2 separate regions of the Mus musculus genome follow, and region 2 is linked to region 1. A link is a loop called in an ENCODE intact Hi-C map of the cell type or tissue named here. Cell type or tissue: left cerebral cortex. All regions are shown on one strand. Links, peaks and the distances in the headings refer to the core of each region. The heading gives the core; the rest is flanking DNA. Region 1 overlaps Gm34590 (a long non-coding RNA gene). Region 2 holds the start of Gm34724 (a long non-coding RNA gene).

Evidence for each region. Peaks named below come from ENCODE experiments on the same cell type or tissue, not always from the same donor. Only the 100,000 strongest peaks of a DNase experiment are listed, where the experiment ranks them.
Region 2: a loop joins it to region 1, with 7 times the contacts of the local background. A loop is called at or near these places in 3 of 42 quality-filtered maps.

Annotation. Positions count from the first base shown.
Region 1 is chr15:36,961,379-36,973,214 of GRCm38, reverse strand. Gm34590 (a long non-coding RNA gene) reads right to left here. Exons shown (of 8, transcript XR_875167.3): 8 at 9,511-9,704. Among named protein-coding and RNA genes, the nearest start is that of Gm34590, 29 kb to the right of the region's middle. In left cerebral cortex, for the core only: CTCF peaks have their summits at 3,226 (motif pointing left) and 5,713; DNase peaks (open chromatin) are centred at 5,297, 5,691, 6,044, 6,544 and 3 more places; H3K4me3 peaks cover 1,292 bases; H3K27ac peaks cover 4,163 bases.
Region 2 is chr15:37,039,823-37,051,658 of GRCm38, reverse strand. Gm34724 (a long non-coding RNA gene) reads left to right here and starts at 5,394. Exons shown (of 3, transcript XR_001781594.2): 1 at 5,394-5,964; 2 at 6,063-6,481; 3 at 7,328-7,492. In left cerebral cortex, for the core only: CTCF peaks have their summits at 3,664 (motif pointing right), 6,059 and 10,326; DNase peaks (open chromatin) are centred at 5,948, 8,857 and 10,237; H3K27ac peaks cover 3,357 bases.

The sequences.
Region 1 (11,836 bases), core at 1,567-9,566:
ATGATGCAGCTTGTTTTCCCTGCTCTGAGTCCATCAAAGGTATTTACTCTGTTCTTAAAACGCAACTGTTCCCGGGGTTTATTATGTGTGCTCTGATTTGAAATGTTTCATGCAAGAGTAAACACAATTCCCTTTGGAGGAGGATGCTGTCGCTTTGTGTCCCACCCAAGAACAATACTTGATAGCTGTTAAATGGTAGTGTTTCTCCCCCTGAGCAATTTCCAAGTCAGGAGAGCTGAGACCTCTAACTGCCACTGGCCACTCAGGGCTTTGTCCAAAGAATAGAGCCATGGCTGGGTGTTCTTATGAAGCCATCCTGCGCATCCCCAGGGGAGGGAGAGATTATGAAGAGAGTCCTCTGCGGCATGCTCCTGTATGTCTAAGGCCTTCCCGTCTGGAAGGCAGGAGCGTTCCAAATGTTGGCATAATGGCTGCTCTTTTCTTCTCCCTCAGCACTTAGTATGTGCCAGACTCTGAGTCTATGGCCTTTATCATTATTTGCACTGCTGTGTGTGGTTGGGCAGATTGCCTCTTTTTCCCCACTTTATAGAGGAGGAAACCAACCTTAGTAAGGTTAAGTGGCCATGCAGGTGGCTTAGGTGTTGGGTCTGACCCTCCTGGCCCTTGGTCTCTATCACATAGCCCTTAAACTCTCTTGTAGGACATGTCTTTGCCCCATAGGCCTTGCCAGTCAAGAGATGATGTTACCCAGGAGAACATCCAGGAGAGCAGTGGGAAGCAGGAAGGTAGGGCCTGGGATGAGAGGCAGGAGGAGGAGGAGGAAGAGGAGGAGGAGAAGAAGAGGAGGAGAAGAGGAGGAGGAGGAGGAGGGAGAGGAGGAGGAGGAGGAGGAGGAGGAAGAGGAGGAGGAGAAAAAGAAGAAGAAGAAGAAGAAGAAGAAGAAGAAGAAGAAGAAGAAGAAGAAGAAGAAGAAGAAGAAGAAGAAGAAGAAGAAGAAGAAGAAAAGGTGGAAGAGCTGACATGCTTTCTAGCAATCAGTACACTGTCTCAAGCTTCCAAATTCCCCTCAGCCCCTCAGCCTCTTAGTTATACCACCACAAAGATATGTCTGCCAGAGGCCAATTTCTAACAATCTAAACTTTTCGAGAAAGAATGGTGAGAGCTGTTACGGTTTAAATGTTCTCCGGTCTCATGTGTTGGGATCCTGGTCCCCACTGGTGGTATACCAGGAGGCTGTGGGGCAGCCAGCAGATTGAGGGACTGGGTCAGGCCTTTGTGGTAGGTCACCTGGCCCTGGCCCTGATCACAGTATTCTTCTCTACTTGCTGTCCCCATCAGGATGTGAGGAGCCTTCACCAGGGTCTTTCCGGTGTAGGCTCTCTACCTTCCCTGACATGATTAGCTGTGTTCCCTGAAACTGTGAATCAAGATGTGTCCTCCCCCTGCTACCGTCAGGTGTTTAGTCACAAACAGGAAGAAAAGCTAACACAGGGTGCATTTGGAATTATCTTCACACTACAATCCTGTCTGCTTCCAAACTCAAGGACAGCAAATTTTAGTGCAGGCCTGTGGAGTGAGGCTAGTCTTAGCTGGCATCCCTGACACAGATCTTTTGAGGACCCCTGCTTACTGTTACTGGCTTCTTCCATCTCTCATTGAAAGCTCCCAGGTCTTCCCCACTGTGCTTCCCATGTGCTCCACAGCCCCACAGCCTGGCTCTGTCTTACTGTCAAGGTGACGCTGCCCTGAAGGTCATCAACCATCAACTATTCACTGTTCACCCCCTAACCGATTACCTTGGCTTTGATTAAAGGTTCTCACCCTGTTCTGACTGTTTAAGCCATTGCTTCTGGAATCACATGTTCTTGCTTTCCTGGGGTACCATCCCCACTCCCACACCCTGTCTGTGTGATTCAACTGCAGTTCACAGGCTGATGATGACTTCAGCTCAGACTTTTTTTTTTCCACTCTGGTTCGTACTTGCTGGAGCTGCTGGTCGTCAGAGGAATGTCACATGGGCCCATGGTCGTCAGAGGGGTGTCACACGGGCCCAGAAATCACCAGTTCCAAAGTTGAACTCTTCATTTCTCCACTAGCTCACTGGCCTTGTGTCACTCATGGAAAGAGGAGGGCGAATTGCAAGGTGGTTCCCAGAACTGAGGGAAACCCTGAACAACCGATGTTCAGGCCGAGCAGCAGCTCATTGGAGACTTGAGTCTCCAGGAACAATTTTGTTCCCGGCGTGGCTCATGGCCTCACTTCTTGGTGTCTGTAGTTAGAATGTTGTAGAGGTGGAGGTGTGTGTCGCTTGACAGACACAGCAAGAGCCCCGAGCCCCATATCGGCTTTTTCTTCTATATTTTCTATAATGCTTGATGGCCATAGTCAGCTCCCTAGCAGCTATAATCAATCAGCCAGTCAATCAATCTCATCACCCACGAATCCCTGAAATCTTACCTCTCCCAGGTTATGTTTCTAAGGTGATAGATAACCTTATTATATCTTTCAGGCTGGCCTCTAACTGGGGTCTGCCTCCCCAGTGCTGGGATTACAGCTCTGTGCCCCAAGCCTGGCTTCTGGGAGCCCCTCAAAGTTCTCAAAACAGCTGCCTCCATCACTTGGTCCTTTGTTTAGTTTGGGGGTCATATTATCTCTTGCCTGGTGACTATTAAGCCCACTAAACCTCTCTGTTGCCAGTACTGTCCACTTTGGTTTTGTCAACCGACTAAAGACACCTAAATCTGACCAGATGACTCCACTTTAATAGCATAAGCTATGTAGTCCAGACTTCTTCATATAAAGGATGGAAATCCCCCCAGACCCTGTTTATACCGCCCACTGCTCCTCCCTGCTCTGCTGACTGCCATAGACCTTCATTCTGTGCTTATGGACAGATGGACAGACATTCACCCTGCGAGGCCCCTTGGCTAATGACCACTTGTTTCTAACATGGTGTTAGCAACTGTTCCTTCAAAGTCAGCAGGCCCTGTCCTTCCCTTAAGACTGCACATGCTGGACTGGGTTCAAGTCCTTGAAACACCACCACCATTGTCCGCTCCCTGCTTTTAATTCATAGAGTTTTCTACCTATCCTTTTTGACGATCTATAACTTCTCAAAAATAAATAAACAAACAACCGAATCCCACAAAGCAGAAGTGTTAGGAGCATTTGCTGCTCTTGCAGAGGACCTGGACTCAAATCCCAGAACTCAGTGATTCACGCGCATCTGTAATTCCATTTCCAGAAGATCTACCGCCCTCTCCTGACCACCATGGGCACTGCATGCACATGGTATATATACATACATGCAGACAAGACACTCCTGTACATAAAATAAAAACAGGATTAAAGTTATATAGTGAATTTACTGACCTTGATAAATTGTGTCAATGCTGAGTCTTAGCTCCCTTGTTGCAAAAAAGAACACAATTATTTCCCCTGTGTTGTGAAATTGAATAAGTTGTAAAGCTGACATATCTTTCTTGTGGGTAGCTCATTGTAACGGCTCAACTTGAAAAAGTCACTTTCCTTACCACCATTCCTCCTCTTACAACAAAGTCAGTGAGGAGGGAGACGCTTTCCCCCAACCCCCTGCTTGAGAGTGTCATCCTCATCAGAATATAAGCTCTGAGAATTCAGCCAAATCTGCAAATGCACTGACTAGACCTGTCTCCACCCGCTAAGTGCATTCAGTTCTGTGGCTGTGCCTTTGAGTGCTTTGCTGTAATGTAGACATTCCCAGGACAGTACCAGGGAGTGTATGAGTCTATTAAGTGGAGTGGAGTGAAGGCTGTCTATGAAGGGTGAGTGAGGAGAGGAACTCTGCTAGCAGACATGGGACGTTCCCACGCCACTACTGTCTGGGGATCCTCCTCTCTGAAGGTGTGAGGTACAGGCAGACATCAGTGCCAGGGGAAGAGAGATGCTGTCTACCCTTTCATCTGCAAGAATCCCACTGGATGGATAAACTAGAACACAAAGGGTATGCAAGTCACTTTGATGCGGGGAGTATTCAGAGTTGATGTGACTCTGGAAAGCAAACCTGAGCATGGCAGACAATCAGACAGTGTGAGCTGAAGAACCCACTGCTCCTCTGCCTCCATGGCAGGGCCATGCAACCCTGCTGTTCTAGCTTTGTGTATCCATAGTAGTGGAGCATAGTGCCTCAGTTCTCACTGTTGAAACCATGATGAACAGCAGCATTCTGGTCTCTGCCAGAAGTCTTCCCATATGGACCCTAAAAGGTGATCATGTCAGCATGGCACAATAGGTACCCTCAAACAAAGAAGCAGGCAGGCACATGCACATACACATGCACAAATGCAGCATGGTGTTCTGTGAGCTCCTGGGAAGCCACCTAGCAATAGCAAGGTCACTTCCAATAGTCAGAGGGTATTTCAGACGGAGCTGCCCCCAGGAGCCTGGGTTTGGGAAGCAGGGACTAGATCCGGAGTCTGTCATTGACTAGGCAGATTTGGGTCTTCTCTGAAATAAGTGGACATTATAATCCTAATGGGGCATTGCTGGGATTAAAATGGAAATTTCTCTGCACATACTCCAGGCTATATGAAGCCACAATGGCTTCACACTGTTGTAGCTCTCATCCTTACTCATCCAGCCTGCTGAGTCCTTTAAGAATAAATACCTCTGAGATGAACAAAAATCAGGAGGAAAAGGGAAAGTAGAGGAGGGAGGATGAGGGGAGGATGGAGGAAGGAGGGGGGAGGAAGGAGGAAGAGGGGAGGAGGAGTGGGGAGGGAGGATGGAAGAAGAGAGGCAGGAAGGATGAGAGTGGGAGGAAAAAGGAGGGGAAGGAGGGGAAGGAAGAGGAGGAAAGACTTACAACAATGCCCATTTTGAAGTATTTTCTTGTGTTATTAGTACCTTGTACTTTTCCATGTTATCAAACATGATTGCAGCCAAAGTCCAAGAAGGCTACACAACGATTACCCTGCCTCTTCCAATGATGGAGAAATTGACACCTGAAAAGACTAACTCATTCAAGGTCAGACGCAGCAGTCGAATCCGCTGCAGCATCCTTCTGAAAGGGCAGCCTGCACAGCTTGTCTCCCCATGGCTGGCAGCAACGGCGCCACTCAGACTGCTACATGCATGGCTATTCAGGAGCCGCTCATCTGCTGCACGCTGAATCCTCTGACGTGTGTTTCACCATATTATAACCATGCCCTTCATTTGCAAACATTTCCGCCTGGCTGTGCCTATGAGCTGCAGAGCCATCGGGTTCGAGAGTCTACTCGATGCTAACACAGCCTCCCATTGTGCAGCCTACTTCTCTGCAGCTTCTCCTGGCAGAGGCAGAATGCTGACCCCCTGGCACCGCTGAGTGCTTTCCCTCATCAGTCTGAGATGCTGGAGTGGGTGTCTCACTATAGAGCCCCATCTCCAAAGGCACGGAGTGTGCATTAGCATGGTCTCCTTGGGAGAGGGTTATTTTTGTCTCTCGTCTTCAGGGATTGGTCCAAAATAGGGGAGGCAAGTATCAGGAGTACAGGAAGAATCAATGTCTCCAGCTCAGCAGAGAGCTGCTCAGAATCGTATTGTTACCATCTCCGCTATCACCCGGTGCCCCTGCAGCCCCAGAGTTCAGATCTAGTGGAAGGGAGCTACTCTTGGGCACAGCACCGAGCCCAGTACTGGGATCTTTCTGTGAGATTTCTCACCACACATTCCACGAGACAGACCTCGTTGCCATAGTTACCGGAGGATCACATGATAGCCTGGTTACTTAGATGTGTAGGAGAACAGATGAAACTGAGGGGGGCTTGGCGCAGCCTCGATGCTTCGCCTCCTAGCTGCGTGCGCATCCTTAGCCAGGCTCCAGGACCTGCCCCACTTACCACTTGCCTGCTCTAGGGGTTAATGGCCACATCATACATTGCTTTCACAATGAGATCGTGCCAAACGTCCCTCAAGGTCCTCTAGTTTCAGGAACCTTCTCTCTCTTCCTAGCCCCTTCCTTCCCTATCCCCTCTGCCCTGCAGAGGTGCTATAATTAAATAGCTGAGTGTGTGTGGCAGGGCCGGGGGTGCGGAAGAGCATGCAGCCCACAGCACTTGGATAACCTCTTCTCTAAACTCTGAGGCTGGCATGAGTCAGGGATTTAGAAGCTGTGATACAGCAGGACACGATGCTTAACGGGGGTGGAGAGGGAGTATGGATTTGTCCTGATGCTGAAGGGACTAGGTGGGGGGAGGGGGAGATCTCGCTTTCCTGAGCACAGGCAGAATGTGGGTAGGGTGGTGTGGATGGACCCTCAGCCTCAGAATTCTGGTAATGGTTACACTCTGAGCATCTCTAATGAGGAGTGGTGGCTACGGCACCCTGACAGTTCCTTCCTATAGAAAGGCCATGCCCGGGCAAAGCTTTTGGAGGGGGAAGCTCTGCTTTTCTCCTGGCCTTCTCTCTTCCCTCTGGCCTTGTGACCAGTTAGGGCATAGTCACATGTCAGCCTGCTGTGAGAGGTTGGTGAGTGGGCCCACCTAACAGCAGCATCTGCACAGTTCCCAGCACATCTGTGGGCCCAGCTCACACAGTGTCTTTCCAACTCATCCAACTCTCCTTGGCCAGCGTCTATAGATGGACCCAGGCCAGGAGAGTTAGCCAAGGCTCAGCCTGAAAGGAATTCTGTCCTGGCAGTGCTAGGTGATTCAAAGAACATTTTTTGGGTCCCTGCCTCAGAAAGCAAAGTATATTTAGAGGAGAAGAGTCAAATAACTTCGCAAATGTAACTAGATTTACAGGATTCACAGAACAAGGGCTGTAGTGACAAGAAGAGATTACTCTAAAGTGGACAAAGGAAGATGGAACCTCAGATCTCAGAGGTTTGTGAGACTGTCGAGTCAAGTGCAAAATATAATAGAATTTCTGAAGTTTTTCTAGCATAACTTTTAGTAAGATATGCTTCTGTCTTCCCTTTTATATGTATTAAATGTACACAAGTCTATCAGGTAGGACCAGACTGGGATAAGATTAATATACAAGCCGGGCAGTGGTGGCGCACGCCTTTAATCCCAGAACTCGGGAGGCAGAGGCAGGTGGATTTCTGAGTTTGAGGCCAGCCTGGTCTACAAAGTGAGTTCCATGATAGCCAAGGCTACACAAAGAAACCCAGTTTCAAAAAAACAAAACAAAAGATTAATATACAAGATGACAATGACTTAAACGAGAGTTTATGTCACCTAAGTGGAGCCTGGTAGTGAGCTGCCCAGAGCTGGTACGCTGTCTTCTCTGATGCTCTGACACCAACGTGTGGTTTCTGCTTCCTTATCTAAGGTGACTCTTGTGGTCCAGACAGTATGTCTGCATTCTGGGCAGCAGCAGCAGGAAACAGCTGCACACCTTCAGACAGGGACACTTGTGAAAAGTGGAAAATCTCACAGAAAGATCCCAGTGCTGGGCTTGGTGCTCTTCTCAGGCATTTCCACAGGGCAGAACTGATTTTTACGGACACAGCTAGCTGCAAAGGTTTCTGAGAAATGTAGTCTATTCTGATATGCCTTGTATCCACTGGGGAATGCCACACCAAGGAACTAGGAAAAAAGGGACCACGGGATGTTTTTACCACCGAATTGGTAGATTGGCCCATGAGTGTACTTACAGAGAAATAAATGCACGGTTGGAGCACAGCTAAAACCAGTTTTTGGCAGTGAGTTTAAAGATCATTACTATGGATCATATAGCTCTGAAACATATAATTAATTGAATAAAGGACTGTGGATGTCTTTTCATCATTTGCCATGGTTTGGAAAAACGTCTCCCCAAATCCCAGATGTTAAAGGCATGGTCTTTCAACTGTGGTGCTATTGAGAGATGGTGTAACCACTAAGAGGTGGGATCTAGTTAGAGGGTGTTGGGTCATTGAGAGCTTGTCTTTAGGACCCTGGCAACTACCTGCCACTCTCTGTCTACTTCTCTCTGCCATGTGCTCCCACCAAAACTCACTGTCTTCATATATTACCCAAAGATAATTGGGGCAATGTACCAAGAACAGAAACCTCCAACACCGTGAACTAAAATAAAGACTAAATTGACTTCTGCAGTACTTGTTACAGCAAAGGAATGCTGTTTAGCTCAACACCACTTGTTGTTTTCTTGCTGAGCAGTATGGGCAATCCACATGTGGATGAATCCCTCCCTAGCCCTCAGCCATGCAGCTGCTGAGACAGGGAACCATGGGTTCTAACTATTCTTAGTAGTCAGCTCATCTTACTCATGGACTCTGAATTGGTACAGGCTATAGAAAGCTGAACCTAGACCTGTCTTTCACTCTGAAAGAGCAAACACTTACCATGAAGCTGAGAGGACATGAAGGAAGAGGCTGTCCACATTCTGATAGGCTGCTCTGGAAATACAAATGAGACTCACACCCAGAGGAGAGAGAGCCACATAGCAAGGGGTGGGTCCTGTGATGTCAGGGAAGCTCATGTGTCCAACTATAAGCACAGACAGCATTCCTCAAGAACCGCTTTGGACTCCATGGGTGCTCTCACTCCTACCCTTGCCTAGAACTGGCAGAGCAATGCAGTGGACAGAACAAAGGACTGATGAGTTCTAAGTGCGCACGCGCACACACATGCACATAGCACACATACACACAGCACACATGCACATAGCACACACACAGCATACATACACATACACACACACACACACATACCCCTTCATGAGACAGATACTCCACTTATGGTACTCTAAGAGTTTGTGGTGGTTTGAATAGAAATGGCCCCATAGACTCATAAGAGTGATACTATTAGGAGTGTGCCCTTGCCGGAGTAGGTGTGGCCTTGTTGGAGGAAGTGTGTCACTGTGGAGGCAGGCTTTCTGGTCTCATATATGCTCAAGTTATGCCCAGTGTGACACAGTTTCCTTCTGCTGCCTTCAGATCAAGATGTAGAACTCTCTGCTCTGTCTCTAGCACCATGCCTGCCTGCATGCCACCATGCTTCCTGCCATGACGATAATGGACTAAACCTCTGAAACTTTAAGTCCATTTGAAACCAAATGTTTTCTTTTAGAAGAGTTGCCTTGGTCATGGTGTCTCTTCACAGCAATGAAAACCCTAACTAAGAGAGTTGAAGGGTATCTGACCCACCACATAGACACACTCTCCCTCTACAGCACCTCAGACAGCAGTTCCCTCCACAGCACTTCCATTAGCCTATGTCAGTTGGGCAATGGTCTTCCTAGTTGCTGAGATCCAAGATGGAAGCATGACTGAGCTGGGTAAGGTGGGTAAAGCCTAGTTCAGAATCCCGCACCCTCCCTGCTAAACCGACATCCGCATCCATCCCTCCCTCCCTACTTCTCTCCTTCTCTCCCTCCCTCCGTCCCTCCCTCCGTCCCTCCCTCCCTCCCTCCCATCCAGAGTCTACTTTTGACCTCAAGTTCCAGCTGCAGAGGTCTTCCTGGTCTGGCAGAGGCAGCTCCACTCCCTGTTGCTATGTCACATGACACACAACTCTCTGCTAAGATGTGTCCATGGTATCCTTCCCAGCTACCATTCCTATCAGAGGTGGGGTTTCCAGGGTAGAGACTATGTCTTGCTCATTCAGTTCTCCAGTACCTACCTCAGTGCCTGGCACTGGTTGGTAATTTAATAAATATTTGATGGCAGGATGATTAGTTATGGCGAGAGTAGACAAAGACTGAGAACCAGGCTTCTGCATGAGACATGTTCATGTCCACGTGTCACCAACTGCATTCATTTATGGATGCATGCATGCCTAGAATGAACAGGGCAAATGAAAGAGATAAAGTTCCTGTCCTCATACAGCTAAGTCTCTGAATAGCAGAGACTAAAAGTCAACAACAACAACAAAAAGTGAGAGAGACCTACAGACTCTGAGATCTTCTATGTAGAAAATGTCGGGGAGGGTGCATTTCAGAGCGTTGGGGGCTGCATTCAGATGGATGGGTAGGGAAAGCTTCACTGGGGACATGGGCTAGGCAGTTCTTTATCACTAGAAAGACATACCTGAGACAGTTCACTTACAGAGAAGAGGTTTATTGCTAGTGCAGCCTCAGACACATCTGCCATGCATGGTGGGGGAGTACCCATATCATGTCTAGACAGGAAGTGAAAAGTTAAGGGCCCCATAGCACACCAGGATGTACGGGCCTTTCCCTAGACCCCACCTCCTTAGCCTCCACCTTCCAAAGAGCCACTAGGGGCCCCAAAGGGCCTTTAGGGGCCTCCGAAGATCCAAGCTGTATAATGCTAGAGCTGAATCCTCAGGAATGGTGCCACGCACTCCGGTCGAATCAGCTTGACAGGCCTGAAACCTAAAAGCCACTCACGAGGCAAAGAGTTTCACGGAAACTCACCTCCTGGAACTTTGACACTCTCATACTCATACCCTAGTCCCGAGTTAGTCTGGTGTATGGATCCACGTGCTCTCTTTTAGTATTATCTTATTATAAGTGCCTTTTAAGATTGAATTCTGACATAGCTAAGCCTTTGCCAGTGTTCCAATGTCCTAGAAAGTCCTTGAGCTGACCATGGGCTTGGAATTCAGTAAGAATGTTGCCTATTCAGTGACATTCAGAATTGACTCTGGTATTACACTATCACTTTGAACAAAAGCTAAGTCACTGCCCTACACAGGAATTTACCATCATCTAAGAAGAAGGAAGTTTGAGACCTAAGGAGGAACCAGAGTAGATACTTAGAACTATAGATAGCTGAGTTACACCCATATACATGTATTTACAATGGCCTAGGGGGAAGGTGGACTATACAATAGACTAAAATAGGAACTATGGCAAGGGCACGAAGCCCTTGACCCTGGCTTCTAAGATTAAGTGGACCTTAGGTGGAGCTCTTTTTGATCCCAGTTGTTAACAATGAATTCTATCCCAGGTGGTTCCTGTCAGACCTTCTGTGTTTGTATTCCTCTGTTTTGTGTAAGAATCCAGTAACCTCTTTGTACCTTGCTGGTGTATCACCCAACTTCCCTATTTTCTTCTGTATAAAAAGTTTGATGCTCGATTTGACAAATTACATTCAGATTCTACACAACCTCTCCTGTGTGCATCAGTCTGTGACGCTTTGCCCACCTGCGACTAGAGACCCGTTCCACGCAGACAAAGGGGCCCAGAGGGTCTGCGGCAGAATGGGAAGGACCCAGCTTTAGAAACAGGCAGGTAAACAGGGTGGTTGCAGACAGTGAAAGGCTCTCCTCTGCCTGAGGTTTACTTTCTTTAAAGGACAAAAACAAAGCATCTGTTTAGTGTATGTGTGTCTATTGTGTGTGTGTCTGTGTGTGTGTCGTTTGTATGTATGTGTCTGTGACTCTCTGTGTGTGTAGAGGTCAGAGGACAGCTTGGGGAAGTCAGTTCTCTTTCCACCATGTAGGTCCCAGGGCATCAAATTCAGACTGTCAAGCTTGACAGCAACTATCTTTACTCACTGAGCCATCACAGTATCCCCAAGGCTGACTACCTCATCTATAAATGGTAAAGAAGCACCGACCTGTTGGGTCTGGGGTCTAAATGCATGGAAGCTCTCAACTGTGCAGGGCACACAGCAAGCACGTCATATACATTAGCTCTTACCAATTACTGGTTGTTCTGTAGAAAGGAATGCTAAGCCTTGACAGTTCTCTGTAATGACGGCTTGCTTGTCAAAGTGTCCCAAGACATTGGTAAATGGCTCTGTTCTGCTCACTCGTACCCGCTCATCTCACCTCCCACCCCAACTCCTATAAAGGCAATGGAAATATCTTCAACATCGATGGAGACTTGAGTCCAGCATGATACTAAAGAGAAGCATCAGCCGGGCGTGGTGGCGCACGCCTTTAATCCCAGCACTCGGGAGGCAGAGGCAGGTGGATTTCTGAGTTCGAGGCCAGCCTGG
Region 2 (11,836 bases), core at 2,397-10,396, 78 kb before region 1:
TGAGACAGCACAGAGAGGATGCATGACATATCTCATAGCAGACTTGGTTCTCTTTCTTGTTAAAATGATTTATTTATTCTTATTTTATGTGATTGGTGTTTTGTCTGCATGTATGTCTGTATGAGGGAATCAGATCCCCTGGCACTGGAGTTACAGAGAGTTGAGAGCTGCCATGTGGGTGCCAGGAATTGAACCCAGGTCCTCTGGAAGAACAGCTAGTTCCCTTAACCACTGAGCCATCTCTCTAACCCCTGTTTTTTGACTAGTGTGCTTTGAACACTATCTGTGTGTAGCATAGACTAAGAGTTTACTACTAGAATAGCTCATTGTGTTGGTCACTGTGACAAAATACCTAAAATCAAGAACTTAAAGAAGAAACAGTTTATTCAGGTTCATGCTATGAAAGATTTTGTCCAAGATTGCTTTGGCCTAAGGCCAGGAAAACCATCACGGCAACAGGAGACTGCTCACTTCATGACAGCAAGAAGCAGAGAGAAGGATAAAGCATTTACAGACAGGAGTAGATTTCCAGGGCCTACCTCTTAGTCTCCATCACCTGCAATGATGTCATCAGATTATGAATGTATCTGTGGATTAAGTCAGAGTCCCTATGATCCAATACTTAGTGACCAACTTCCATATTTCAAATCTGTGATGGTTTGTATATGCTTAGCCCAGGTAGTGGTACTTTTTGGAGGTGTGGCCTTGTTGGAGGAAGTGTGTCACTGTGTGTGTGGGCTTTAAGATCCTCATCCTAGCTGCCTGGAAGACAGTTTTCTCCTAGCTGCCTTTGGAACAAGAGGTGGGACTCTCAGCTTCTCTGCATCATGTCTGCTTGGATGCTGCCATGCTCCCACCTTGATAATAATGGACTGAATCTCTGATCCTGTAAGCCAGCTCCAGTTAAATGTTGTCCTTATGAGAGTTGCCTTGGTCATGGTGTCTGTTCACAGCAGTAAGACTCTAAGGAAGACAACATCTAAGTCACCATTTCCAGTCAAAGGACCCAAAGCTACACTAAGGCTACAAGTCTAGCAAGATGCTTGAGTTCCCACACTCTGTCACCAGAAAGTTACAAGGTCTCACATCATCATCTTGGTGGCATCTTGCCATCTAACTCCACTGTGCCTCAGACAGAGGCCCTGGGAGTATGGCAGGTGTGCTGGGGCACTGGGCACACAGCCTGAGAAGTTAAGCTTTGTTAAGTAGTGGCCACAGCTCGTTCCTGGGTTCCTGGGAGGACACTGGGAACAAGCTGTCACTGTGAGCTGTTTTCACATTACCTAATATCCCAGTGGGTGCTGTAAAGATTGAACAGTAGTTACCCTGATGGGCTGAGCTCAAATTTTGAGTTTTTACTTTTTTTTGGGTTGGGGGAGGGTTTCTAGACAGGGTTTCTCTGTGTAGTCCTGGCTGTCCTGAAACTCACTCTGTAGATCAGGCTGGCCTCAAACTCAGAAATCTGCCTGCCTCTGCCTCCCAAGTGCTGGGATTAAAGGCGTGCGCCACCACACCCAGCCTTACTTATTTTGTTTTTTTCTTTTTCCCCTCAGAGGCCTAGAATCAAATTACATTGAGAGCTATGATAATAATTGCTATTCAATTAATTGTTAATAATCGGTATCATCATCATCATCAGTGTGTGTGCATGATGTCATGTCTGTGTGAAAACATCCATGTCACAGTGGGCATGTGGGGGTCAGAGGGCAGCTCAGGAGCCGGTTAGATCTGTCAGTGGTGGGACCTGGAGGTTGGATGCTTGCCTTGTACGGAATGAGCTGTCAGCCAATGGGCTGAGTTTTTATTAACATAAAGAAACATCACGTCTGTAACTGCGTTATGTTTTATGTTTGGACAAAAAAAAATGCAAGAGGAAAGGAGGACCTAGGTTGATGGGCAAGCAGCTGTGAAATCATTAGTACCAGTAGACCAGGGTGGAGATTTCAGGGCTTGGGACGGGGGAGAAGACCCCTGGCCTCATGCCGGCCTTGCAGAGAGTGGAGGAGGCATCCCTATAGACTTGGGTACATCTACAGCGGGAAATGCCGAGAGGACGGTACCGTGGAAATGCCGAGAGGACGGTACCGTGGCAGCTTGCAGATTATGGATTTCTTCCTTTTCTGTTTTCTTTGTTTTGTTTTTTGAAGACAGGGTTTCTCTGCGTAGCCCTGGCTGTCCTGTGACATGGATGTTTTCACACAGACATGACATCATGCACACACACTGATGATGATATCAATTATTAACAATGAACAGAACAGCAATTATTATTTTATTAAAACTTTTATTAGATATTTTCTTCATTTACATTTCCAGTGCTATCCCAAAAGTCCCCCATACCCTCCCCCCACCCACTCCCCTACCCACCCACTCCCACTTCTTGGCCCTGGCGTTCCCCTGTACTGAGGCATATAAAGTTTGCACTACCAATGGGCCTCTCTTTGCAATGATGACCGACTAGGCCATCTCCTGCTACATATGCAGCTAGAGACACGAGCTCTGGGGGTACTGGTTAGTTCATATTGTTGTAGAACAGCAATTATTATTATAGCTCTCAATGTAATTTGATTCTAGGCCTGTAGGGGAAAAAAAGAAAAAACAAAATAAGTAACTCACTCTGTAGACCAGGCTGGCCTTTCATCCAGAGATCCACCTGCCTCTGCCGATATTACAAGCATGTGCCACCACCCCTTGGCTGTACTTATTTCTTTTCAACTGCTGTCCTGAAGCTGGAACTTCAGTCATCCTGGAAAGAGCTCATGTTTATGTAATGTACAGACCCAGCTACTGAACTGTTAATTTTCTCACTACATGTGTGACACCGTTGCACACTGCCATGTGCAACGTAATCTACTAGGGCTAAAGTGAGAGTCTGAAATCAGACTGGCCTGGGTTCAGATGCTGACTTTGACCTAGATCAGTTAAGTCACATGAGCCTCAGCTTTCCCATCCACAAAATGGGTATATTCCAGCCTAGACCTTGGGTTACTGTAAACTCCACACAGTGCATACAAAGCTGAAGCAAAATGCCCAAGAACTCAAACAATTGCTTCCCTCCAAAGAGAGAAAAAAATTGCTTTCTGATGGAGAAAAAAAAAAAAAAAGCTCATAATTATTGTCAAGCCATTTGGTGCATAGTATCTTAATCCAAACACCAAACCAGCAATTAGCAGGCAGGTTGCTCAGGAGACGCTGTCATCCTTTTACAATGAATAATGTTGGAAGAGTGCTGGAGTTACTAGAGTGCCTGCCATGAACATGTGAGGACCTGAGTCAGATCTCCAGCAGCCATGGGAAAAGCCTGGAATCCTTGATTGGAGAGACAGAGACGAGAGTGTCCCCTGGCCAGTCAGTACAGCTGAATCGGTGATTGTCAGTGTGAAATAACACCTCAGAGAGTAAAGTGGAGAGCGGCTTGGCCGGACATTGATGTTAGACTCTGGCCTCCACCCACAACACACACAGCTGCATGCGCAGCCACACTCCCGTGTACACACATACATGCATATGTGCACACAAAGAGAACATTTGAGAAACCTTTCTGGATGGGAATATGGTAATGGAGGCTAAGGGCATAACCTTTGACCCTGCAGGACATAGACACAGATTTAGGTACAAGAAATTCTTTTTTTTTTTTTTTTAGATTTATTTATTTATTATATGTAAGTACACTGTAGCTGTCCTCAGATACTCCAGAAGAGGGCATCAGATTTCGTTACAGATGGTTGTGAGTCACCATGTGGTTGCTGGGATTTGAACTCGGGACCTTCAGAAGAGCAGTCACCGCTCTTAACCACTGAGCCATCTCGCCAGCCCCAAGAAATTCTTAACATATTGAAGTTGCAGATACCTCTATGTTTAACATTAATGACTGGTTGACATATTCTTGTTTTATTTTCCCCTGTGCTGGGCATGGAAACCTGGGCCTTATGCCTGCTAGGTAGGCACTCTGATACTGAGCCGTCAGCCCTAGTTAATACATAGTTAACACATAATACATGTGTTTATCTCCTGTGTAAGAAGACTCGCCTAGTGCGAGTTACACTATCAAAGCTCACAGAGCCCAACTGAAAGAAATGGATTGGCTTGAGCAAGGAAGGGCAGGGCAGGCCTCACACCACACTTAGGAAAGTCCTCTGACTCTTCAAGTGGGGCTCATTATGCCACAGTCAGAGAATGGCCTCTGTGTAGCCATGTCTCTCCAACACTTAGACAATGCCCAAGTCAGTCCCCATCAACTCCAATGAACAGATCGACCATCTCAGGGCCCGTCAATGGTATTCGTGTGAAGGCCAAGAGGAAGCTCTGTGTTGGGTGGAGAGAGAGCTGAGGCAGAGTCCTGGGCACTGGACTAATCCAGCCTGCTTAGCTAGGTCACTCAACCAGTGCAAGCAGTGATGGAGAAGCTGCTTGTCACCATAACTGCAGAAAGGTGTCAAAGACATTTAATTCTAACTTATAAACACACGTGAAGCCGGGCATAGTGGCCCATACCTTTAATCCCAGCACTCGGGGAGGCAGAGGCAGGCGGATTTCTGAGTTTAAGGCCAGCCTGGTCTACAAAGTGAGTTCCAGGACAGCCAAGGCTACACTGAGAAGCCCTGTCTCGAAACAAACAAACAAAAAACACGTGAATGTTTGGCATTCTAATTATTCATGTCTAGAGCATTCAAATGGCATTTTTTGACAACCCTGTGTGACTTGAAGCTTTTAGCTTACACGTAGCCCTTGTCTTTTGTAATCCATTTCCCAGTCTATGTGAGCATTAGCACATAACTTAAACCCCGCCCAAAGCAGGATTCTCTCAATCTTCCATCCAGCTAACATTTACCGCATGTCTCGGGCAGGGAAATCACAAAGTCCGAGACAGGGATAGCCACAGGAAGGTGTTCTCAGAGGTCTAAGACATGCCGATAGAAACACAGAGGACAGAGTCCAGGGCAGTGGAGGAGAGTCAGTCCTGCCTAATACCCACTGAAGGCTGACTGGAGGTGGCAGTCTTCCTTAAGTAGATCGGGAGTGTACCGGGATGCTGGGCATCCGTTTAAACATAGCAGCCTCGGCAAAGAGCTGGTCAGGTTCGTGGAAAGACAAGCCTTGTTTTGTTTGTTTGTTTTTCGAGACAGGGTTTCTCTGTATAGCCCTGGCTGTCCTGGAACTCACTTTGTAAACCAGGCTGGCCTTGAACTCAGAAATCCGCCTGCATCTGCCTCCTGAGTGCTGGGATTAAAGGCGTGTGCCACCACGCCCGGCTACAAGCCTTGTTCTTTCTCTTCACTGAGTACTGACCCTTGCTCTGGGGCAGTGCTCTTAGGCTGTGGATGTCTCAGAGGATGACCTGGCAAGACAAAGAATGGACTTCCTGCTGAGGAAGCCAAATGATCTCAGGAGTCACCACCCTCCAGGGGATGTCACTGTGACCGACTCAGTGGAGTGTTACAGTAAAAAACAATTGTTCTGTGAGCAGACGCTGGACTCCCAATCTCTCAAGTTCCGCTGCAGTCTCCAAGCCCATTGCATCTACCAGGGTACATGTTGTTTTCCTTGGTCTTCGCGTTACTAAGTCCCAGTCTCCTGAAACTCTGCCCTGATATGAGCATTCTAGCTGTCCCTTCTTAATCAGGAAAGGCAAGAAAGCACCACTCCTCAACCATGTGACACCTGCCTCCCCGCATCCCTTTCCTGTCACTGTATATCTTCTTTTCTGGTTTCCTCATTGTTGTGGACAAATATCCAGTTCTTAAGCTGCTAATGACCCTCTGCCTGCCATCCTCGGAGCGCTTCCATTTCAGAATTGTAGTTGCCAACTGCCCACCAGAGCAAGGCCCATGAACGAAGGAAGAGAAGAAACTCCTCCTCTACCCACTTCTTCCCAGAATGCTGTCCTCCAGCAAGCTCCATCTGTCATTCCGCCTCCATCCCGTAGCCTGCCATCCTGCAGCAGACTGAGCAGAGTGTAACGGAGTGAGTAGAGATACGTCGCATGTATCTTATGCATCGTGTGTATATTCGCCATCACCTGCTCCCTATCAACTTGGGGTTCTCTCTGGCTCCTCCTACAGGATGATGCTTCACAGCCTGAGCGGAAACAAAGCCAGACAAAGAAACCCACATGGCTGTAAGACAGGCGCAGAGGAAGCAGTTCCCTGAGATGGCCGTGACGGCAGCTTAGCTCTAATGGAGCTGAAGCCCCTGTGATTCTTGTCCTGTTTCTCAGACACGTACAATCTATATGTTCAGTTAAATGCAACAGGAGGAAGTTGGGTGCACACACCTTTCATCTCAAGCTGGGAAGCAGAAGCAGAAGGATCCTTATGAGGCCAGCCTGTTGTTTTAAGTCTCCAAGTTTTTGAGGGTTACGGTGTGCAGAGATAATTGATGTAGACAGTATTTGCCAAGACTGGGCATGTTAGCAGGATGCTTTGGAAGTCATTATGTGGCGTCTAATCTAGGAACTCAGGCTTCTGCGGAGAACAAACAGGTAAACATCCCTGCCTGCACGGAGCCTATATTCTCATGGGAACATGGCCAGATAGAATAGAGGGACGAGGAATATTTGGGAGGAAGATTTACAAAGAAGGAGGCCTCCTTCCTGAACACTCAGGGTTCAGTAGAGAGGTAAGAACAATCTAGAAAAGGGTGAACAAGGCTTACAGTTGTTTAGATTTGGATGCAGGGACACTTACAGAACATGGAGCTGGAGGGGCCTGTAGGTGTCTAACACTTGGAAGAGATATTGAAAACAAACATTTTGGAATTACTCTGTTTTGTACAAAATAGGAAAGGTGATAACTGGTGAGTGATAATCATATAACAATCACTTGGAGATAGCCAGAAAGTGTAATGACAAGCAAGACTTATACATCCTGTGCTGTTAGGAAACTCAGTTATCAGAGGAGTCAAGAAACACTCATTGTGTCAAAGCTTTTGTGTGTGTGAGTGTGCATGTGAGTATATGTGCATGTGCAGTGGTGGTGGGAGGAATGCAGGATTGAGGCAGGGTGCCTGGAACATGCAGTGTCCCTCCTGCCTCTCCTCCTGATGTCTAGAATGGTAGACATGTGCCACATACTTATTTCAAACACACACACACACACTCTGCTCTGTCTGACACAGGTTTGGAGAGATCAAATATACAAAGAGAGAACAGCAACTAGACCTCTTCCCAGGTGTTGACAACCAAGATTATGTTAACCCACCAAATGAAAGTGAAAAACTCTGATGGTTTGTATATGTTCAGCTCAGGGAGTAGCACTATTAGGAAGTGTGGCCTTGTTGGAGGAAGTGTGTCATTGTGGGGGTGGGATTTAAGAGAGCTTCCTTTTAGCTCACCTGGAAGAGAGTCTTCTCCTGGATGCCTTCAGATCAAGATGTAGAACTCTCAGCTCCTCCAGCACCATGTCTGCTTGGACCCTGCCATGCTTCCTGTCATGATGATAATGGACTGATCCTCTGAAACTGTAAGCCAGCCCCAATTAAATGTCCTTTATAGAAGTTGCCTTGGTCATGGCGTCTCTTCACAGAAATAAAACTCTAAGACAAGGCCATTACCCATACTCCTTTGTCAAGATAAACACAGTTTTATTTTCTGTCAGACAGGCCTATCTCCCTAAAGTGGGGTTTGAGAAAAATAACATTGAGCATAGGAAAAAGTGGAGCTGATATAGTCCCCCAAACTGCAATGCTAGGGAGTTTTTTAAGGTTTTGGGGTACATAGAACCTCGGCAGAACATTGCAAAGTTATTTGACAGAACATCTTATCAGGGTGGCGGTCAGGGTATCAGGGTGGAGCATGTCAAACTCCAGAATATGGGTCAAGACCTATCCAAATCCAAATTCTACAGAAAACAGAAATGAACTTGTAACAAGATGGCTTTTAATCTTAAATGGAGTGGGGCTGGTCCATGAATTTGCCATCACATGCCATAGTTCACTATGACTGGAGTTCCTATAAAAGATGAGATAACATGCATACAGAGAGCTGTGTACAGATTGGAGTCATGCTGCTCCAAGCCAGGGGTGTCACCTCAGAGGTGTCACCTCAGGCCAAAGGAGCTCATTATCTTCTGCACCTTCAGAGGGAAGGGGCAGCCTTCCTCTTGATCCTGGACTTCTGGTCTCCAAAACCATGGGAAAACATACATTTTTTTTTTTTAAAGTATTTCCATGTGAGGTATTCTGTTACGGTATCTTCAGCGAATGAAAACAAACAAATTTACTTGTTTCAAATCATTTCATAGGTTACTTGACATGCTGAAAGCAAACAAGACTTTTAATTCAATTGTATCATTGAGATTCAGTTGGATCGAGAAGATAATGAATTGAGAACAGTGGAAAGCAAGTGTTATCACTGTGTTATCTTTGTTTGCTGAGTGAATAGCAGAGAAAGCATAAACTGCGTAAGAGAACAAATCGCTTGGCAGCTTTCAGTTGGTTGGAAGTGCTGTTTACACACTGTTAAGTGCTGATTAGACGTGGTTATTTGCTTCCTGATGGAAACCCCAAGGACCCCCATTTCAGATGCTGTCTGTATGGAAACTGTCAAGCTGTGTGTCCGCTGCCTCATCTACAGCTCGGACGTCACGCTGAGACTACCTGCCTGCTGCTTATTGGGAGCAGATTCTCTCACAGGACCTAAGACCTGGGATCTGCCTGTCTGTGTCCCCAGGGGTTATAGGCACATGTGGCCATGTCTGACTTTTACAAGGGTGCTCAGATTCACTGAGCATCTCCCCAGCTCCGAGGGGGAGTTTCTCATCCCACTGTGAGCCTTGGAAGGCTGACTCACACGGACTGTACAAACAGATTCCCTTCCAATTGGTATCAAGTGGAAGGAGGTGCTAGGAGGAGCTGGGAGAGGGAGGGGAGGAGGCTGCAGGAGCAGCACCAGTGTCTGGGAATGCTGTTCCTCTCTGGCAGATGGTCGTGGGCTCCTGTCAGACTAGCAGCTGGCTACTGCTCCCCTTCCTGGGTTCTGGGAGTGCTCCCCTTTCCGGGTTCTGGGAGTGCTCCCTCCTCTGACCTGTCCAGGACTCATTCTGTCAGCTAGTCGTGTATGACTTAATCACAGGCAGCCATGAAGCATACACCAGGGCAGTTCCCTTGTTATGCATTCTCCAGGCTGCATTTACATACATTGATCACATATGCTGGTCACTCCTCGTGGCCCCTGTTGCCATCAGGAGGAACACCAAATGCAAGCTAGGAGGATGCTGCAGGACACAGCATCCTGTTTGAGAATAAATGTCTTAAATTAGTATAGCTGAGTGAGAAAAAGTATAGAATAGTAGATACATAAACCAGTAACAATATTCAGCTAACATTCATACATCTCAAAATAACAACAAAAGCATGGCACAGTGCCAGGCAGTGGTGGCGTACGCCTTTAATCCCAGCACTTGGGAGGCAGAGGCAGGCGGATTTCTGAGTTCGAGGCCAGCCTGGTCTACAAAGTAAGTTTCAGGACAGCCAGGGCTATACATAGAAGCCCTGTCTTGAAAAACAAAAACAAAATAAAAACAAAATAAACAAACAAACAAAAGCATGGCATATTAAACAGATAAGCCAGCAACAAAATTGTCTGTTATTATTGTCAAGTGTAGGGGAGGAGCTGACACTAAAATCTGGTTCACTAAATGTTTCTTCTTTTTTGTTTTTGTTTTTGTTTTTGTTTTTCGAGACAGGGTTTCTCTGTGTAGCCCTGGCTGTCCTGGAACTCACTCTGTAGACCAGGCTGGCCTCAAACTCAGAAATCTGCCTGCCTTTGCCTCCCAAGTGCTGGAATTTCACTAAATGTTTCTTGATTATGTCAATAAAGACAGCAGAAGCTAATCATTGGACGGAGGAAAAAAGGTGGGACTTCTGGGTCCCAGGAGGAAGAGGAAGGAAAGAGATGGAGAAAGGGCTTTGCAGCCAGGCTTTGGAGCGGGGAGCAAAGACTAGGACTATGGCCTGGGAGCAACCAGAGCCAGTGGCAGCCTCGGCCTTCAGTGGAATTCCCAGATAGGATAACCGATGCATTTAGAGCAACAGACTCTGCACCCAGCAGTTGAGTTATCTGGCTGGTTTTAAAATATTAAGGCTGTCTAGTGTTTTCCATCTGTGGTAACTCAAGTGGGCAGGAGAAAGGGCACAGCCTGGGTGGTTGTTAGAGGTTTGGCAGAGCTAGCCTCAGGGTGGTTGGCCGGTGAAGAGGGATCGCAGTTCCCAGAGTCCATGGGAAAGTGGCAGAGCTGGTGGCTTGGCAGAGCTTGGAAAATGGAGCAGTTTGGCAAAGCTAGCCATGGGGGTTGGGTGAGACGGCTGTTGGCAGCGGTTGATCTCATAGCATAGAGGGAGCCACAGCACTGGGCAAGGAGCAAGTGTGGTTTTATAAAATTACACACAACAGTCAAGTGCTATGTATTGTTATGTGCCATGTTTAATATTACTGTCGGTAGCCAGATCTGTGTGTACAGGGTCACTGCAACACAGAGCAATACTAGGTCTGTTTACACTGAAGAGGTCAGCTCAGGAACTTTGGAAAATTCCACCAGACCCTTCCCTAGAGAAAGGTCAAGAAGCACATAGGCACCCCTCCCCTCCAGAAGGGGTGAGGAACCAACCATCGCCACCTGTGGATGGAGGAGGCCCAGAGCACATAGACACATTTCGAGACTGTTGGCCACCTACAGACAAGGGAAGTCCTTGCCACCTCATTCCCTAAGACCAATCAGCTTGAAAGTCACTCTGTTCTGCCAACCACATTGTGCCTAATGGCTGCTGTTCTGAAAACTGTATAAAACTCGCCGAACGGGCTGCATGGGGTCGTTCTCTCTCCTTCATGTACAGGGCAACCCCAGCATGCTGGAACAATAAGATTCCTCTTGCTTTTGCATTGATTCCCAGTTCCGAGTTGTTCATGGGGGTTGGGGCAGGGGAGGGGAAGAGGGTCTCCGGTAAGTTAAGGCTCACCAGAGTCTTACAATACAGTAACACCACACACTTGTGTGTTGTTAGGACAGTGTCATGGATACTGGATGTTAACTTCCCAGCTCTGTTATCATCCTCAGCACCCGTGGCAGCATGTATGCTCCATCACTGACCAATACCATCATGTGCTGCGTGACTACAGCTAGCAGCCCTGCAGTACTCCTTGTCCTTAACCTTGAATGTGCCTTTGTGAAAAGCTGCAGGCCTTGGTTAAGCTCTCCCAAGATGGTGCAGTTGGCACTGTGGGTGCCACACCTACACCAGTAAACCCTATGTCACACATACGCCAAAGCTGGCTTCTGCTGTCTTTGCTCATGCGCTCCTAATAGCCCCACTCTGGTGTTAGTAGAACTGCAACATCCATTTCTGAGATGAAAAATCTATGGGGTTAACGTGCAAAGGTGGCTGAGCTGTCACACGCCCAGGCCCATCTCGCATCAGTCTTAGCACCTGCCTCCACCATTTCCTCATCTGTTTACCTACAGGCTTTGCACAGTGAAAATGCACTCAGTCATTGTGCCCTAATCAGGCTGATAGATGGTGGGGAGAGACAGGAAGAAGGAGAAAGGCTCTAGATTCACAGTTGGATTAAACACTTACCTTGAAGATGTGAAAACAGGTATTCAAGTAGAGATAACCCAAATGCACCTTTTGTAAACACGGGAAGTGGCTTCTTTAAATGATGACTGCGATTGGGTGGAAAGAGAAGGAACCTTGCCGGAATGGAGAGGGGCCAGAAAGCTAAGGGCTTTGATTCCTCTGCAGCCAGGTGGGAGTCAGCATTTGCACTTCTTCATGATTGTCAGTGCCCTGGATGGCCTGGTGGATACTTAGCTGGCCCGGTCATCATTCTTCATTTAGGGTT